Regions from separate parts of the Homo sapiens genome. Here regions 1 and 3 are each linked to region 2. Evidence: chromatin contacts called from ENCODE Hi-C data. All regions are on one chromosome and are shown on one strand. The core of a region is the stretch at or near the end of the contact, and the rest is flanking DNA. Distances in the headings are between cores, read along the strand shown. Region 1 holds the start of MNAT1 (MNAT1 component of CDK activating kinase). Region 2 holds the start of DAAM1 (dishevelled associated activator of morphogenesis 1). Region 3 holds the start of SLC38A6 (solute carrier family 38 member 6).

Region 1 (4,786 bases), core at 2,181-4,680, 1.5 Mb after region 2:
ACCCAAAGGATTATAAATCATGCTACTATAAAGACACATGCACATGTATGTTTATTGCAGCACTATTCACAATAGCAAAGACTTGGAACCAACCCAAATGTCCATCAGTGATAGACTGGATTAAGAAAATGTGGCACATATACACCATGGAATACTACGCAGCCATGAAAAAGGATGAGTTCATGTTCTTTGTAGCGACATGGATGAAACTGGAAACCATCATTCTGAGCAAACTATCACAAGGACAGAAAACCAAACACCGCATGTTCTCACTCATAGGTAGGAGTTGAACACTGAGAACACTTGGACATAGGGCAGGGAACATTACACACCGGGGCCTGACGTGGGGTGGGGAGATGGGGGAGGGATAGCATTAGGAGAAATACCTAATGTAAATGACGAGTTAATGGGTGCAGCAAACCAACACAACACATGTATACATATGTAACAAACCTGCATGTTGTGCACATGTACCCTATAACTTAAAGTATAATAATAAAAAACCTAAAAAAAATAAAGTAGTAAAACAAAAACAATACATAGGAAGCGTAAGTTTCATATGTATAGCATATAGAAAAATGCATAATTTTGAAGTTCAGAAAATGAAAAAAATTTGTTCTTAGTCAACAAAAATTCATAAAGAAAAAGAATTTGTAAACATATGAAGGTTCACCTTGGATGAACACGTTGGAAGGAACTTAAGCATGATTGAATTTTTGTGTTGAGACGAATGTGTTTTTAACCTTTCAAAATTATATGTTATGGTTGATAAATTATTTTCTCCTAAAAAAAAAAAGAAATGTAGGAAACTTGAGTTTGGTGGTTTTCTACATAGGCTGAGGTTCCATTTGAATTAGGAACCTGGTGCCGTCAGTGCTTTCCTCCTCAAAGCTCTCTGACCATTCCATGTTATTCATCCCCACCAGTGATAATGATGTACATTTCAGAGCTTCTGTAATGTATGAGGCATTGTATTAGGGCCTTTATGTATGTCTATGTCATGTAATTTAATCATTACAGCAATTTTATGAAGTGTATTATATGCAAGAAGGAAACAGGAACGGGAGGATTGGAAATTTGCTTCAAACACAGGTCTGACTGATGTAAAAGAAGGTTGGGCTCTTATTATTATATTGTCCCGCCTCTTTTAGATAATACTACTGCCAGTATCCTAATGCTACCATTAATAATGGCCAGCAGTTACTAAGCTCTTACTCTATGCTAGGTGTTTTAAATGAAGTATCTTTTATTCTTTACAAGTACTATCCTGAACTTAGAATTGGGAAAACTGAGGCTCAAGGTCATATAAATCATGTGATGAAGCCAGCACTTGAATTCAGCTCTCTTGGTACTAGAGACCAAATCTATAAGTGCTATTTTCTACTGTCTTTAGGTCCATAAGTAAAGCTTATCTGACAGATTTCCAAGTCAGCTGTTGCTACCATGCTTCCAAGTTAGTAGTTTCCCACCTAGGAAAAGGATAAAGCTTGTAGCATTGCTGCTTCTCACAATCTTTAGTGCTTTCTTTGCCTTAATCTTAAGTTTTGGGAGAAAGGAAAAGCAATTCACTTCGCAACGTGGTTGGGGTCTCATCTTCAAAGACGTAATTAAAACTGTCCTGGATAGCTGGGCATCATTACAGGCTCATGCCTGTAATCCCAGCACTTTGGGAGCCTGAGGTAGGAGGACTGCTTGAGCCCAGGAATTCAAGACCAGCCTGGGCAACATAGTGAGATCCCATTTCTTAAAAAAATAAAATAAAAAATTAGCTGGGACTGGTGGCTAGTGCCTGAGGTCCCAGCTACTTAGAAGGCTGAGGTGGGAGGATGACTTGAGCCCAGGAGTTCAAGGCTGCAATGAATTGTGATCGGGCCACTGCACTCTAGCCTGGGCAACAGAAGGAGATCCTGTTTCAAAACAAACAAACAAACACACAAAAATTGTCCTAGTGGCAATAAACTATAATGCCATCTGAGTGGATGACCTCAATGTAGTATTGGCTAAAAATTTTATTTGCACATATGACATATTCATTCTTTCACCAGAAGTTTCTTGTATGTTATCAGCTGAGCTTACATGACTATGCAGTTATAAAGAAGTATAAAGCACAGGCTATTAAATGGTCCAAAATATAAAGTACTAGAGTTGCCTTTGTTCTTGAAGAGCTTCACTCTGAATCATGTAACTGGTCTGGATGTGGTCTTTCAATAAGACAATAGCAGCAGCATAATAAGCCTCCGGGTCAGCATAGTAGCATAGTATTTGGTGTTACCTATTTTAGTAAGTTTATGTTTGGTTAACTCCTGTTGAGGAACAATATTATGATCAAAGAGATGATATGGTTTATTTATTAGATGAATCCTTGATGTCTTCATACTAATGTAAAGCTCTGTCACAGCCTGCTTTGATCTGCTGGTTCCTGGGTGTGGTATCCAGCTGTTTGTCAGCATCCCTCTCTATACCCATGGAAATCCCAACTGTATTTTTGGGTTTTGGGTTCCCTACCAGGTTCACTGTTTAAAAATGTGAATTGAATATTACTTTTTATTGAAAAGAACACAAGTTCTATGATGAGTTAAAATTACTATAAATGTTTATAGCTTATACTCATTGTATCAGATTATTTGAAAAATCTAGTTTGCATGTTCCCTTCTGATGGAGTTTGGGTCAGATGAAGGTGGTTACAAAAAATGTTTGACACTAAAAATTTTCACATTACACTATTGTTTGATAGTCATTCATTAATTCTTCACTTAGTCTACTTACTCATTAAGAATCAACAAATCTTTATTTTGGAGATGAATAAGATGTGTCCTTTACAGTGGGAAAGCTTATTATTTAATAGAGCTGTTTACAGACTTCAATTTGCCTTCTTGATAAATGTGATGAACATGGTTTACAATTTACAAAGATATTCAGGCTATCAGATCTTGGAATTGCAGAACTAAATTTTTCTGTATGTATTCTTATATGATTTTTTCCTAGGTATTTGGGGAAATAAATACTGTCTGATGGAGTAGATAGCTTTTTCATATTTTGTATCTGCGAATGCATATTATCAGCTGAGCTGACATGACTATGCAATTATAAAGAAGTATAAAGCACAGGCTATTAAATGGTCCAAAAGAAAGTAAGTACACCGCTCATAAATCTTTGAAATCATGGGAATGTTTCCAGACAGAACAAGATGGAATTTATCTTCCTAATTGTGACACAGTACCTTGAAAAATGCAACTGGGTGCGTGGAGATAAGGCTTTGTATAATTTGCCATTTTAAAAGTTCCCCTGTCAAATTCAAGGTATTAAGTTGCTTTATGGAAGGCTAAGACCAAGCCCTAGATGCAAGACCGGGGGAACTGACTGCCGGAACGTTTGTGTTGCAGCGCCTCGCCCCTTGCCGGTGCTCTTTCGCGAAGGGACCGTCTCTGCCAAGCGCCTGTTGGTAGGAACCTGCTTGGTCGCGTCTGAGGGGGCTTGTAGGTGGCTCTGGCTGAAACAGGCGCCTGCGAGAGTCTGTAGGAGGGAAACCGCCATGGACGATCAGGGTTGCCCTCGGTGTAAGACCACCAAATATCGGAACCCCTCCTTGAAGCTGATGGTGAATGTGTGCGGACACACTCTGTGAGTTGGGCGGCAGTGGATTCCCTGGGGGAGAGACGCGCTGGGTGGGAGGAGAGGACCGGGAGATGCTAGGCCTCGTCTTGGGAGCAAAGGGCGTTGTTAGTTTCAACACTGGGGAGGAAAATGGGAAAAGAAGGCGTTGTGACTTTAAATAGACTGTAGCCGCTAGCCCCGAGCGGCTCTGGCCTGCTTTGAACTGCGGGTTCTCAGTGTGGCATCCAGCAGTTTGTCAGGTTCCCCCTTCCATAGCCAATGAGTATCCCGACTGTATTTCCAGGCTTTGTGTTGTTTACTGGGCTCTGGACATCGCTGATTAAAAGCGTGGGGGATTGGAGTGTTTATTTCATATGAAATGTTTTTATTGAAAAAGTGCGAAAGTGCTATGAAAACTTAAAATTTGCTTGAGTATATACTGCTGCTATTTATTGTATGAGTTAATTAAAAAACCCTGTGTGTATGCCCACTTGTCCTGATGGAGTTCGGTTAGACTCCCATCACTAAAATGAAGAAAACCCGGACTGTAGGTAGTTAATTTTGAAGATATAATAATGGCTGGCATTTGAGTGCACATTTTGTGCCAGACAGTGTTCTAAGCGCCTTACCATGAATTATCTCAGTTCATTCCTACAACAGTCCCATGAAGTAGATACTGGTATTTCCATTTCACAGGGAAGGAAATCGAGACTGCTCAAGGTCCCTTATTAAGTGGGCCTTGAGAGAATTGGAACCCAGGAAGTCTGACTTTAGAACGCCCATTTTCAGGGGAAGGGGGCAGAAGGAGGGAGGTTGAGTTTGTGTATTTTGAAACAGGGATTGGTCAAAGTGTTTCTTGCCAGATTTCTTGTCAGATGTGGTTTAGTGAAGGTGGTTCTAGAAAGCACTTTGAGATAAAAAGGTGCCATGTAATGGCGAGCATATATTCCTGTAGTTTCTTTCAGGTTTATTGGAGGCAAAAAATAATGGATAATCTACAGTGTGTAGACAAGGTCTCCTCCCAACCCCCCAAGTGCTGACAAAAATGTAGAGCAATGACAGGGTCTTTAGGTAAGCATAAATTGCATGATTAGCTGTAGCTATAATTATTATATGGAATTTATTAGCTTACTTAACTTTTCTAATTGATCTTTATTTTCCTTTGCTTTACTCTGCAAAGAAGTATAGTAGA
Region 2 (4,545 bases), core at 1,443-3,942:
TTATAACCAGCACTGAGAGAGGTGATTTTAAAAGATCATCAAAATGCTTCGTGGTGCCTTCTCCTCATCCCCTACCTGTATAGACTGTCAAATCTGTTCTTAGTGGTCTCACAGGTTCCTAATTAATAGGCCACGATTATGGGATGAGGCAGGGCTTTTCATAAGGTCTTCAGAACAGCAGCAGTTATGTAAAATGAAAAGATAGAAAGTAAAGAAACCCATTTTGACTGAGAATATCAATTAGCTAGACAGAGTGGGTGTTTTTGATGATTTATGAGACTACTTGGCCACCTAGAAAAAATTAAATGCAAACATACACAATGATTGTGTATGAAAGTGAGTGAGAGAGAGTGTGTGTGTGAGTTTCCTTCTGTCTCCAAAGAAGTGGTTAAGCCTCCTCTGCTGCTAGTTCTACAGACTGTATTTCTCATGTTAAAGAGCCATCTTTGTTTCCCTTGGTTACCAATGAAACTGTGCAGGGATCAGTTCAAATCCATCACCACTTGCAGATAATTTTTCCAAACACAATGCCCTCTTTCTACATCTATTATCTATATTTATAGCTATTAGATAGGAAGAGCAGTTCACATGTGCATTTCTCCACATTTATGTGCTTACAGTCTATTGTGTATGCTGTCCTTTATATGGAGATGACTATGTCACATGGCACATCCCTATAATATTGTTAAAGAGAATGGAATTTTTGTTTTCAGACAGACTGCATCTTCTCCTTCATTACTGAAGAGCCAAGAGAACTTGTTGTAAGGTGATTTCTCCATTAAAATTACTCCTCAGAGTGTGCCTCAGTAACATACTTTTATCTACAAGGATAAGCCCTGTCTTAACAGAAAGGCTCCACATTCAATTTATTGACTCAATAAATTTCAGGCTCACTGATTATGTTTCAGTCTAAAAGCTTTACACAGTTATAAAATTAGAAGAGCCTTTAGAATCATCCCAGGTCAAGTTTCTCTCTGAATATTTTTCCACCATGAACTGCGTTACATTAAGTCTACCCATTAGTTAGAATATCAGTGATTATATCCTTGATCTGATGGCCAGGGGAAAATTTATATTGTCAGAGTTCATTTTAGATAATATTTGAAATGGAAGAAGTAGCTGAGGACAGAAGAGCAACATTCAAAGCTATCTTCTTTCGGGGGAGAAAAGTGGGTCTTGTCTATAAAGAACAGGCTTGTTAAAAGAACATCAGAATTCATCGCTAAACATCTCTCTGAGCAAAACAAAGCATTTCCTCTCCCCTGAGATCCTCAACTAATTTCATAAATATTTTTTCACTTGAACCCAACTTAGTGTTGCAGAATGAAAGGAGAAAATAAATGATAAGAGTTCCACCAACACTTCAGTAGGGAGTTGTCTGAAATCTTAATTGTGAACCTTTTTTTCACAAGATGCACAGTCTTCTAGAGATTTTGCTAGTGGAACGGGTGTGTGAGCTGATCATTATATGGAATTGAGACACATCAAATGCCATTAAAATTTACATTTACAACTCGAGTAACTAAATGCATTGATTCTTTTCATATTAAAAGACACTTGGTATTCACTGAATAATGAAAAATGCCACGGAAAAAATTATGTATTAACAATACAACCTGCCTAAAGGGTCAGAATTCTGCTACACACCTTTTGCTTACCTTTAAATAAATATTTAGGTGTGTTAAGAGCAGGGCAATTCTTGAACGGCACGATGTTGTTTGGTTTAATGTCTTTATAAAAATATTTGAAAAGGTATGGAAAATGAGGTGAGAGTGTTGTGGATTTAAAAACATGTGTATACATAGATACACAATTATTAAAACTTTAGACAAGGACGTTTTCTTCCTGGGAGTGGAGAGCCACCAGCGCGGGAAGTCTGCTGCAGGGATGAACAAAAGCATGGCTGCACGATAGTATTATCTTTGCAGCAGCAGCAGGCGCCCTGACGGAGGGTTGCGGCGACTGTCTAGTCTATCACACCGCACTTCTGGTAGTGACAACCTCCGTTATTCTGTCAGCTCAGCCGACTAAGTGGTTCCCCGCGTTCTGCCTGGTCACCTTGTCTCCGTTAAACGGGAAGCAGAAAAGAGAAAGGTGAATTGAGGGGGTACAAGGAGATTCCTCCGCCTTGGGACCGGCGTCGCCCCATCCTCTGGAAGTGTTGAGCGGGGAGAATTCGAGGACCGTATTTAACCCAGAAAACAGTAAGCCCTCTGAATTAGCTGCTACGCCTGGGGAAGGCAGAAAAGTCTTAATCGTCCCTTCCCAGCAGGGACCAAGAAAGACCAGTTAGAGCGAGCCTGGCCGGACCACGCGAGCCCCGGACCTCTCCGATCCTTCAGAGCCCGCGCCGGGCAAAGTAGAGGTCAAGTCAACACACACGACCGCAGGGCAGCCCTCCCACTCTCCCGTGCGGTCCGCAGCTCGGCTTCGGAACGACCACCGCTAACACTGCAAGGCTGTAAGGCTGGGAGGGGGCGGGTCCTGAAGGGGGCGGGAATAAGAGGCGGGGCAGAAGGGCGGAGGAGTGTGTCGGGAGATGTAGTTCCGCGAGTCCCGACAGCAAAGCTGTCCCGGCTCCGCTAATAGATTGGGACCACTACTCCCAGGAGTCTGCGCGCCCGACCGGAGCGTCCATGCGCAGTGGGAGCCACTTTGTATCCTATCAGGCGAGGAGAGGGTGATGTCACCTGCGAGTTAGTAACCTACGAGCGGCTGTGAAGGAAACTGTTTAACCGGATCCCATTGTACCCAGAGTGCAGAGCCGCCTTTCCAGCATGCAGGGGCTGCTCAGGTAAGGGGGACGCTCCTCCTTGCCCGCCGCACTCATTCATTAAGTGGCACTGCTCAGTGGTGCGGGGGTGGGCGTGCTTCCGTGGGCTGGGCGCTGGGTTCGCGGCGCGCCCTCCTGCTGCCTCCCCGGAGCTCCCGGGCCAGTAGGTAAATATTAAACCCGTCCTTCAGGTTGGGTCTGGGTGGGAACGGGACCGAGACAGCTCTCGGCTGCCTAGCTGGGGGTGGGAAAATGGCTGCAGCGCAACGCAAACCGAGGCAGCAGGGAGGAAGACGCCCCCAAGGACTGGGGTCCCTCCCTTTCTTTCTAAGGCGCCCGGCTGGCCGAGGAGCTGGCGGGGTAACACTCGCCGCCTTGCTGAAGGCTCCCCGGGGCTGGGGCCGCGGGTACTGCAGCGGCGTCCGCGAGCTCCCGGCCCGGCGGCTCCGAGAGGGAGAACCCCGAGGCAGGCTTGGTGGACACGGCGGTGGCGACAGGGAAGGAGGGACTCGTGTACCCGTTCGCGTCCGAGCAGAGCCCCCAGTGCCCCTGGCACCCTCACTTCCAGCCCCATTCGAAAGGGACGGAGCGCCTGTAATTCAGACTAAGTTGGACCTAAATGTTTCAAAACAGAGAGAAGGGAAATCGGGCGTTGCGGAGGGAGAGCAGGGTGTTGGCGGCCGGGGAGGCTGCGCCGCCTGCGGACCCGGTTGTGAGGCACCGCAGAGGGCTTTTGCCGCCCGTCCCTCTCGGGAGGGCGCATCTCAGTCTCCACGGTCCCTTGGTGTAGAGCACCTGGGCTGGGGCGAAGCGCCTGCCCTGAAGCCCTGGGCCAGGAGGTGGTAGCGCGGGGGTGGAGGTGTCGGATAATCTAATGATTAGGCTCGCTGTGGGGCAGGAGGGCTGGATAATCGGGTTTACCCAGCTGGTTCTGAAAGCCAACTGCTTGTGATCGGCTTGCCCTCTGAGTGGAGACGTGCAGGAGGCCCAGAGCTCTCAGTCCTCTGGATGTTCTTTGCCTTTCCTAGTACCTTCATTTGTTCGTTTACTCATTCATCAAACCCTGCTAAGGTCTCAAGTTGTTCACGGCCTGGCTTTGCGGAGCTACCTCTCGCCCCATAACATATTTAGTGATGCCTGAACTCCATTCCCCTCTCCTTCATCTCCACTTTCTGGAGAGCATCAAGAGCAAATGCCACCGTGACCGTTTTGCTGGTAGTTTCTTGAGATTCGAGCAGGACCCAGTGAATCGAAGCGGAGTTGCCTGCAAGATGAATCCCGTTGCCATGGCGACTCCTGCCTTCGGAATCTTAGCCGCTGCCACTGCTGTTTCGATTCGATGTGGCTCTGCGGGCAGCTGGGAGGGAGTGGCTAGTGGGTGTGGTCAAACGCTCGCCCTGGCCCAGCTGCTCTCTCCTCCTCGCCCCTTTCACAGCCCCGGGACTCTCCCCTTTCTCTCCTAAATAGCTTGGACACAGTTCTAAACCCCTTTCCCTTCCCCGTGCCACACCTCATCACGCCACCTCTCTCCCTGAAACTAATTGTTTGGCGCCTTTTTCCTGAGGCAAACTCTGAAAATTATAATTTGAAAAATCTCTTCCCCCTTTCGGGCTAGCCGCATCATTTCCCCAATAAGGTAGTTTATGGTGTTGGAGGCAGCTTTGTCATGAAAGGCGCCCTCCCCTGTTGTGCATAAAGAGAGCTCTCTGGTCACCAGCAAAGGCCCTCAATTTGCTCTAGGTGCAGCTGATTGGAAGTGATTAGGGACAATT
Region 3 (4,646 bases), core at 1,599-4,098, 1.8 Mb after region 2:
TTAATATAGTATCAATAAACGAATTAATCATTGTTCTTACCCTTTCTGCTTCATGTATCTGAACTCAACTTTTAAGGTACAGAATTTAGTTTGAAATGAGGAATGAAATTTATAAATTTTTAAAAACTATTCTGAAGGTCTATAGTAAAAGCTTTAAAATTACTACTGTATGAAAATGTTTCACTTTTAATGTATGAGTGCCTCTATGAAAGAAAGTTTATAAAATAGGAATGCCAGAGGAATGTTTGAGTTAGGGTAGGCAGTGACTCACAGGAAAGCCTAGACTTGACATTTGTACCCAGTCACAATTACAAGGATCTGCTTAAGTATTTATGTTACCACTATCCATTATTACTCCCTTCATCAATAAAAACAAAAGAAATGTGTAACAGGACAGTATGGTGCTTGACATATAGAAGAGGCTCAATTGGTTGAATCAATGAAAGCATAAGTAAACATCTTGCACTTTTGACTATAAAGTACCCAAATTTATGAAACCTAGTATTTAACATAGCCCTGAAGGCCTAACAAGTCTTGTGTACCAAAAAGATCTCTCCTCAATGTAGCTGCCAAAGCATGTGATTCAAGTTTAATCTACACTGATGTATTGTTGTACACAAAAGCCTGGACCAGTATTTGGAACTTGCTATGACTAAAGAAGATATTTCAAAATGGCCCTCAAAAGAGGGTATGTAGCTCAAGATCTAGCTTAAAGTTAACATGATAAAATGTTCTGCCTCTGTAACTTGGCATTAAAAAAAATAATTTTTAAAGCTAAAATTAACAATTTGCAAATTCCCTTCAAATACATGAATATTACTATGACACACGTACCAATTAAATGTTTGAAAGGCAGCTGATGATCTCGAAGGTTTAGGTGTGCAATATGTCCAATCCTGCTAAACCCTGAAGTTACATCTTGACCTTCAGGAAGCACAGCTCTCAAGATTTCTTCTGACTTAAAGTGTTCATATGTTAGTTCCAAATTGTATTTAGAGATCTGTGGACTGACATTAAGCTGCTCTAAAACACTGAGTTCTGCTTTCTCAAAGGAATCATGAGTAAATATTTTATAGGGATCCAACATGATTAGTCTACTTTCTTTATCTTCCGGATCTTCAATCACACGTCTTATGCCTGGGCGCTGCAATGCTGCCCTTTTTAGGGATCGCATCAATTTACTGACTATTTCTTTCCTCACTTTAAGCACTGGAATGTTGACTGTCTTTTTAAAAGCTGTTCTATCAAGTTTTGTCATGCCTCGGACATCAGAAGGTGGTGAAAACAATTCAGTCTCTCTCTCATGTGTTTCTGTTTCTGGCATGGTTGAGAATCTTTTTCTTTGACCCAATAAGAAAATACCAGGTGCTTCCAAAAGCATCTGTGTCAGGGATGTCCAAGCTACTGGAATCAACGATTTTGATTCAGTTATGCTATGGCTTTCCAGTTTCAGAAATCTTCCTGAGAATCCAAATGGCCTCCATAAGATCCTTAAAAAAAAAAAAAAAAAATTCACACACGACAGCTTTTGAGAATAAAAATCTAAATTCTACTATCTCAAATAACGGGCTAAATGCTGACAAATAAAACGTTTAGTGATGTGTGGGAAGTATACTATCTTTTCCAGACTAGGATGACTTCTTCAGGAAGTCGTATTAGTGGTAGATAATAGTGGTATATATTAAATTTACACCTTCAACCCATCTGCTCCCAGTTCAGAGGGCTTAGTGATCCATTAGCCATACTCAATGATCCTCTTCACCCACAATTTTCTAGATAATACATTTGGGATTGGAAGACTGAAGTATGAGTTAAATGGTCATCTGTAAATGAAATAGTCATTATACATGACCATTACTAGTGGTGATATTTATTAGGATAGTCTCATGGGTGCTTATTGTGTCAGATACTGCGCTAAATGCTTTATGTACATTATGAATCTTGGGAGGTGTGCAGTATTGCACCCTCATTTTGTAAATAAGTAAACTAAAGCTCAGACGTAAGGTAACCCACCCAAAGTCTCCCAGCTGATAAGTGGCTAAACATGGATTAAAACCTAGTTTTGACTGACTTCGGTGCTTGTGTTCTTAATATATTGCTCTGTTGTTTGTTTTCGATGCTTTACTGCCACATGTCCTGCCTTTAACTAGAGGCTTCTGTATTTTGAGGACGAGAGCTTTGCTGATTGTTATATGCATAGTATCAGTTATTCACTGTCTTCTAAAATACCAAAGAATTTACTTGTAAGGGGAAAGGGCCCTGTCCCAGAATCCTGTAAAGCAACGAAGTCTAACTTCACCGTCAGAGATCAAATTGGTTCTAGCAGCTGACCAGCTGGGTGACCCTGGATAAATTACTATAAGTCTCGGTTTTCCCACCAGTAAAATGTGGCGAAAGGCTTTTGAAACATTCCTTACTATCCAGAACCTCGAAACTAAGCTCAGCACCTAGGCGGGTGGGTGACCTCGCGATGTTTCTGTGCCCAGGCAGCACATGGCAGAGAGCAGCCCTGGGCGGGCTGGTACCTCCCCTGGACCATTAGCCCCTAACGCGGCCGCCACCTCACCAAAGCACCATTCCAATTCCCCACGTCGCTCTGCAGCTGGATCCGCGAGCCGACCCCTCACCTCCCGCTCCGGTACCGATCGGATGTGGGTCGCGGGTGGATGGGCGGGTCTTCTATGACATCATCACTGTTCGCCGCGAAGAGGGCGCGCGTCATCAGATCAAGTCGACTCGCTCCTCTCCTTCCAGGCCCTGGTGAAGTACGGAATGCCGGAAGGGCCGGGCTCAAAGCTCCGCCTCTGGCGCGACCGACGACTGGAGCGCAGGGCAGGGGTAGAGGCTCGTAGATGGAACTGGTAGTCAGCTGGAGAGCAGCATGGAGGCGTCCTGGGGGAGCTTCAACGCTGAGCGGGGCTGGTATGTCTCTGTCCAGCAGCCTGAAGAAGCGGAGGCCGAAGAGTTGAGTCCGTTGCTAAGCAACGTAAGTGGGCTGTGTTCGCTTCCCCGCGCTGACGCCCTCCGGCTTCCCTCAAGTGCCTGCCAAATAAGACCCAGAAAAGGAGGACCGCACCGGGACAGGGGAGATGCTGGAGCCTGAACCCTGGGGGATGGGGTCTGAAGGCAGCCGCCGAGATTCAGATGAGATTGGCGCAGTTATGAACGTGATAGCAGCCTAGCATACTCTAGAAAGAAAAGATGAAAAGCGTCGGGTGGAAGAGATGCAGCGTTGAGTGGAAGCTGCGAACATGATGGGATGAGCGGCCCTAGGATTATGTACTCACTGCTGTTAGTTAGTATTTTTGTCACCTTATTTTCTCCACCAGTCTCGTGAGGTCTTTGCAAGAGTCACAGGATTTTCCTCTTCCGACTTAGTCATGGGGGGAGGGAAAATAATAAACATTTTAATACAGAAATTCTTAGCGGTAGAATGGAAGTGGCTTGGTAGTAAGTGCATAGCACGTTCCTGACCCTAAAGCCTGTGCAGTGGGCACTCCGCTTTTTAACTCGAGTCCTAGACACTGTTCCCAGGACTTTGTTCCCGGTGCTGTTTGTGGGGAGGGGGATGTTTTCAGGGATACTGCCAGAACAACGTGAATTGCTTCTGTTTATAATATTGTCATTGCAAGATATTCCTGACCATCCTTCCAGTTTGGTAGAACTAATTCATTAGATATATAAGTAGAGATTAGTTGTGCAGTCCTAGTAATTGAGGAGAAACAACTGCCCACAGCAGTCCCAGGTTGACTCAGCAATTCTTTAGTAATCACATGAGCTGAGGCCTTATCCCTCCTCTCTCTCCCCACTCCATTCCCATCCTATCTTCATCTCTTGCAGTCACAAGGTTAGTCATGGCCCTTCCTGAACTCTGCCTGTCTTGTGTACTGGTGGAAATCATTTTCCTAAGAAACCCTAGATTCCTGGAGCTGCAGTAGTGGGAGGTGGGAAGGAAAGGAAAGGAAATTAGTGTTGGTTAAGCAACGAGTGTGTCATACAAACCCTGGTGGTTTGCAGCTTTTTTCCATAATCTTTCATTTATGGAATTTCTTTACGAAATTTTAACTTCACCGTCCAAACATTTAACACTACTAAATTTGTGTGCTTACAGGAACTTCACAGACAGCGATCCCCAGGTGTTTCATTTGGTTTATCAGTGTTTAATTTGATGAATGCCATCATGGGAAGTGGCATCCTTGGCTTAGCTTATGTTTTGGCTAATACCGGTGTCTTTGGATTTAGGTGAGTCTTCATATTTTAGCATCAAATTTTTTTTTCCATTTTGATAATATACGGAGAAGTAGAGAGATAGATTCCAGAAGCTGCTATTATACAATTTCTAGTTAGTTATTTCTGGGGTTTTAGCATTTTTCTTGTTATTCTTGTTGCTAGTGTGTACCTTGGAGGGCTACTACATAGCTTCTTAAATACACAGAAGTGTGACTAGTTTTTAAAAATGGGAACTTGATCCACATTTCATTTATAATGAAATATGACACTTAAGAGTGGCATATTCATTGTATCTCCTTGGCCAAAGTGAATCAAAGCCATGCAGATTAACTTCCAAATAGCAATTTTGTGAGTGCAAATACAACACATAATCTTTTCATTCCTCGCTGTCTCTTTGTATTGTTAAGTAGTCTTAT

Evidence for each region. Hi-C counts contacts between places; a loop is a spot of excess contacts on that map. Pooled maps may share reads with other maps.
Region 1: a map of CD8-positive, alpha-beta T cell shows a loop between it and region 2 (4-fold over the local background). The contact joins the promoter of MNAT1 here to the promoter of DAAM1 in region 2. A Hi-C loop is called at or near these places in 2 of 168 maps with a recorded cell type or tissue (CD8-positive, alpha-beta T cell and naive thymus-derived CD4-positive, alpha-beta T cell) and 7 of 50 pooled maps.
Region 3: a map of CD4-positive, alpha-beta T cell shows a loop between it and region 2 (7-fold over the local background). The contact joins the promoter of SLC38A6 here to the promoter of DAAM1 in region 2. A Hi-C loop is called at or near these places in 4 of 168 maps with a recorded cell type or tissue (CD4-positive, alpha-beta T cell, CD8-positive, alpha-beta T cell and naive thymus-derived CD4-positive, alpha-beta T cell) and 8 of 50 pooled maps.

What each region holds. Positions count from the first base shown.
Region 1 is chr14:60,731,331-60,736,116 of GRCh38, forward strand. It overlaps MNAT1 (MNAT1 component of CDK activating kinase), which reads left to right and starts at 3,431. Exons shown (of 8, transcript NM_002431.4): 1 at 3,431-3,621. The coding sequence starts at 3,533. RefSeq lists enhancers at 3,445-3,544, 3,655-3,724.
Region 2 is chr14:59,185,975-59,190,519 of GRCh38, forward strand. It overlaps DAAM1 (dishevelled associated activator of morphogenesis 1), which reads left to right and starts at 2,693. Exons shown (of 25, transcript NM_001270520.2): 1 at 2,693-2,794. RefSeq lists enhancers at 2,196-2,435, 3,216-3,975, 3,686-3,845, 4,276-4,325 and silencers at 2,906-3,045, 3,106-3,325.
Region 3 is chr14:60,978,397-60,983,042 of GRCh38, forward strand. It overlaps SLC38A6 (solute carrier family 38 member 6), which reads left to right and starts at 2,849. Exons shown (of 16, transcript NM_153811.3): 1 at 2,849-2,986; 2 at 4,112-4,242. The coding sequence starts at 2,882. It overlaps TRMT5 (tRNA methyltransferase 5), which reads right to left and starts at 2,683. Exons shown (of 5, transcript NM_020810.3): 1 at 2,567-2,683; 2 at 835-1,490. The coding sequence starts at 2,577. RefSeq lists an enhancer at 2,573-2,952.